Regions from separate parts of the Homo sapiens genome. Here region 2 is linked to region 1. Evidence: chromatin loops called from intact Hi-C (ENCODE). Cell type or tissue: ascending aorta. All regions are shown on one strand.

Evidence for each region. A loop is a pair of places that touch in the nucleus more often than their neighbours do. Peaks named below come from ENCODE experiments on the same cell type or tissue, not always from the same donor. Only the 100,000 strongest peaks of a DNase experiment are listed, where the experiment ranks them.
Region 2: a loop joins it to region 1, with 5 times the contacts of the local background. A loop is called at or near these places in 1 of 110 quality-filtered maps.

The regions. Positions count from the first base shown.
Region 1 is chr1:171,371,594-171,374,093 of GRCh38, forward strand. No RefSeq gene overlaps it. Among named protein-coding and RNA genes, the nearest start is that of FMO4, 59 kb to the left of the region's middle. In ascending aorta, no CTCF peak of the experiment used is centred here; DNase peaks (open chromatin) are centred at 671, 1,000, 1,283 and 1,544; H3K27ac peaks cover 1,846 bases.
Region 2 is chr1:171,433,309-171,435,808 of GRCh38, forward strand. No RefSeq gene overlaps it. Among named protein-coding and RNA genes, the nearest start is that of PRRC2C, 51 kb to the right of the region's middle. In ascending aorta, no CTCF peak of the experiment used is centred here; a DNase peak (open chromatin) is centred at 1,533; H3K4me3 peaks cover 745 bases; H3K27ac peaks cover 1,990 bases.

The DNA of each region.
Region 1 (2,500 bases):
GATGCAGTGACTCACACCTAATCCCAGCACTTTGGGAGGCCAAAGCAGGTGAATTGCTTGAGCTCAGGAGTTGGAGACCAGCCTGGGCAACATGGCAGAACCCCATCTCTACAACAACAACAACAAAAATTAGCTGGGCATGGTGGCACACACACCTGTGGTGCCATCTACTCCAGGAGGCTGAAACAGGTGGATTGCTTGAGCCCAGGAGGCAGAGGTTTCAGTGAGCTAAGATTGTGCCACTGCACTCCAGCCTGGGTAATAGAGTGACAGACACTCTGTCTCAAAAAATAATAATAATAATTACAGATTGTGAAAAATGCTTTGAAGGAACAGTCCAGTAGAGAGAATGACAGAGCAACTGTCAGGCCTCTGAGCCCAAGCTAAGCCATCATATCCCCTGTGACCTGCACATATACATCCAGATGGCCTGAAGCAACTGAAGAACCACAAAAGAAGTGAAAATAGTCACTTCCTGCCTTAACTGATGACATTCCACCATTGTGATTTGCTCCTGCCCCATCCTAACTGATCAATTGAACTTGTGACATTCCTTCTCCTGTACAATGAGTCTCATAATCTGCACCTCGTGACCCCCGCCCCTGCCCACAAGAGATAATCACCTTTAACTGTAATTTTCCACTACCTACCCAAATCCTGTAAAACCGCCCCACCCCATCTCCCTTTGCTGACTCTCTTTTCAGACTCAGCTCACTTGCACCCAAGTGAAATAAACAGCCTTGTTGCTCACACAAAGCCTGTTGGTGGACTCTCTTCACATGGAGTCGTGTGACAGTAACCTAATTTAAACTGTGAATGGGGTATATCAAGGAAGAGCTCTTTGAGAAAGTGAGGTTTAAATTGAAACATAAAGAATGAGTAATACCTCTTCCAATAAAGAATGTAGGATTAGGCCTATTCCAGGCAGAAGTACAGCACGTAAGCATTCCCTGAGACAAAAAAAAAGAGTACTTCACATTGCTGAAAATAGGCCTTTCGGGCTGGAAATCAGTTGGCAAGAAGATGGTCAGGGAAGGATTCTGAAGTCAAAGCCAAATAAAGCAAATAAATGAAGACCTTATTAGGTCACTGTACAGAGTTCTAATTGTACCTAAGATAAGTATTATAAACAAAAAGATGACATAATTTGATTTATGTTTCTAAAATTAAAAAAGTGCTACAGAGGGATTTTATAACAATCACCCACTTTAAGCCAGTTTGAGGAATTTTAGAAAATTTACACAATTGTGCAACCATCGCTGCAGTCACCCAAAGTTCATTTGTGCCCATTTGTGCCTGTTCGTATCCACCCACTGCCCAAGGAAACCACTAATTTGATTTCAGTCTCAGTAAGTGTGCCTTTTCTAGAAATTTCTTTTTCTTCTTTCTTTTTTCTTCGAGACAGAGTCTAAACTCTGTCACTCAGCCTGGAGTGCAATGGCACAATCTCGGCTCACTGCAACCTCTGCCTCCTGGGTTCAAGCAATTCTCGTGCCTCAGTCTCCCGAGTAGCTGGGACTACAGGCATGTGCCACTATGCCTGGCTAATTTTTGTATTTTCAGTAGACATGGGGTTTCACCATGTTAGCCAGCCTGGTCTTGAACTCCTGGCCTCAAGTCATCCATCCGCCTTGGCCTTCCAAAGTGCTGGGATTACAGGCATGAGCCACTGCACCCAGCCAGAATTTTCATCTGAATTAAATACACTATGTGGAGTTTTGCGTCTGACTTGTTCTATTTAGCACAATGTTTTTGAGGATCATCAGTATTGCTGAAGCTGTCCTCAAAAGGTTAACAAGAATTCTGGAGAAAAATATAGTTATAATTAAGCATTAATCAGGTTGCACTTTGACCCACTTTCTTGTAACCAAAAGTCACATAACACTAGAAACTGACCATTTGCATCCCAGTTGTTCCTATAGATAGGATTTCTGATATTAGGATCATTAGGCTTTCAAGAAATGTTTAGCAAGATGGCCGAATAGGAACAGCTCTGGTCTACAGCTCCCAGCGTGAGCGACACAGAAGACGGGTGATTTCTGCATTTCCATCTGAGGTACCGGGTTCATCTCACTAGGGAGTGCCAGACAGTGGGCGCAGGTCAGTGGGTGCGCGCACCGTGCGCGAGCCGAAGCAGGGCGAGGCATTGCCTCACTTCGGAAGCGCAAGGGGTCAGGGAGTTCCCTTTCCGAGTCAAAGAAAGGGGTGACGGACGCACCTGGAAAATCGGGTCACTCCCACCCGAATATTGTGCTTTTCAGACCAGCTTAAAAAACGGCGCACCACGAGATTATATCCCTCACCTGGCTCGGAGGGTCCTACGCCCACGGAATCTCGCTGATTGCTAGCACAGCAGTCTGAGATCAAACTGCAAGGCGGCAGCGAGGCTGGGGGAGGGGCGCCCGCCATTGCCCAGGCTTGCTTAGGTAAACAAAGCAGCCTGGAAGCTCGAACTGGGTGGAGCCCACCACAGCTCAAGGAAGCCTGCCTGCCTCTGTAG
Region 2 (2,500 bases), 62 kb after region 1:
TTAGCCAGGCGTGGTGGCACATGCCTGTAATCCCAGCTACTTGGGAGGCTGAGACATGAGAATCGCTTGAACCCAGGAGGCAGAGGTTGCAGTGAGCCGATGTGCCACTGCACTCCAGCCAGGGCGACAGAGCGAGACTCCGTCAAAAAAAAAAACAACAACAACAACAAAACAAACAAACAAACAAAAAACACCCATGCAGAGCAATATATATTTCTATTCTCTCCTATTTGACTATTCAGATGAGTCAGGAAAAGAAGTGTTAAGACTGCTGACCACTCTGTACTCCAAATTTGCTCTCTAAGGATTATAGTCTGGAAAGTTAATGATCAGTTTATTCAACATGATTCAGACTTGGGGAACGCAGATCACACCGCCTCAACTCACAAAACAGGTGACCTCATCATGTTCTCTCCAAGTCCCTGATGTACAAAAGCATAGAAACCATGCATCTTAGGCTTCCCAAAGCAGTCCCAGTTTTATATAATCTTCCTCTTTTGGATGAAAACAAAAATATATAACCAAATGTAACTTAATTCTTGCAGACTTGATATATACATAAATTCAAAATTAAAGAAAAATATATTTTGTCAGATTGTCAATCCTGATTTTGGGTACCATATCTACAAGAAATGATGTTGATTTCTCACTCTAGGGAAGAGTGAATCAGGGCCTGAGGAACAGGGAAACAATTAAATGTGAAAGATTGCTGTCTATAAAAGAGTATATTGATATTCATACAAGCACTTACTGATGATCTAGTAGATTGAAGAAAATCCTAAGTAATGAGAGGAGATATTATGCCTTTGAATAAAACAGGCTTTCTGGCACCTGAGAGCTCATAAAGTAGTAGGGAAGACAGTTTACACAAACATCTTTAATATAAAAGAGCGCTTGAGAAATGCTACAATTAAAGTGCCAAGTATTGTATTGTGAGTAATTAGGGAGGGGAGTGTTTGTTTCAGTTCATTCTCCATACTGCCACCAAAATGAACTTTCTTTCTTTCTTTTCTTTATTGAGACAGAGTCTTGCTCTGTCACCCAGACTGTAGTGCGGTAGCAAGATGTCGGCTCACTGCAGCCTAGACCTCCCAGGCTCAAGCGATTCTTATGCCTCAGCCTTCTGAGTAGCTGGGATTACAGGCATGTGGCACCATGCCTGGCTGATTTTTGTATTTTTAGTAGAGACAACGTTTCATCATGTTGCCCAGGCTGGTCTCGAACTCCTGGCCTCAAGTGATCTGCCTGCCTCAGCCTCCAAAAGCACTGGGATTATAGGCATGGGCCACCATGCCCGGCCAAAATAAACTTTCTTAAATGGTAACTTTGGGCTGGGCACAGTGGTTCAGACTTGTAATCCCAGAACTTTAGAAGGCTGAGGCGGGTGGATCACTTGAGGCAGGGAGTTCAAGACGAACCTGGTCAACAGATGAAACTCCATCTCTACTAAAAATACAAAAATTGGCCGGGCATGGTGGCGTGTGCCTGTATTCCCAGTTACTCCAGAGGCTGAGGAACGAGAATTGCTTGAACCGAGGAGGTGGAGGTTACAGTTAGCCAAGATTACGCCACTGCACTCCAGTCTGGGTGATACAGAAAGACTCTGTCTCAAAAAAAAAAAAAGTAATTTCATCATGTCATTTCCTGGCTTAAAAATTCTCAGTGACTCACCAAAACCCTCATGAAAAAAGACCAAACTTCGCTTTTAGAGCGCCTGTCTCATTTCTGAACTCTTCCAGCCATAAGACATTCCACCCCAACATTCTAAACAAATTTGTAAATATGCCCATTCCCTGAAAACTCTAGACATTTACACTTTCATTTTGCTTACAATCTCCCATTTCCTCTTCCTGAACTCTCAGCACCTCCATTCTACCCAGCTTGGCCTAAATCCAAATCATCTCTTAAGTTTCAATGAAGACCTCAAACAGGAAGCTTTCCTTTATTTCAAATGGGGTGTGTACTCCTCCCATTAACTCACACGTGTCCCTCCACTACACTTTTAATTCTACATTGTTCTGTCTGCTGTTTTTCACAGTGCAGGCAAATAATATAAAATGATATTAAAAAGTAAATTTTGCCAGGAACAGTGACTCACACCTGTAATCTCAACACTCTTGGAGACCGAGGCAGGCAGATTGCACGGCCCAACCCCGTCCTGTCTCTACAAAAAATACAAAAATTAGCCAGGTGTGGTGGCACACACCTGTTGTCTCAGCTATTCCAGAAGCTGAGGCAAAAGGATGGTTTGAGCCTGGGAGGTCAAGGCTGCAGTGAGCCGAGATCATGCCACTGCACTCCAGCCTGGGTGACAAAGTGAGACCCTGTCTCAAAAATTAATAAATAAATGAACAAATAAGTAAATTTTAACAGAAAAAAAGTTAATATTACATTGTGTTCATTTATCATACTCTTACACTAAACTTTTTACATACACAAAGACAGCAATCCTGTATTAATTCATTTCTGTGTTCATTAAGTATCTTACATTGCCTGAAAC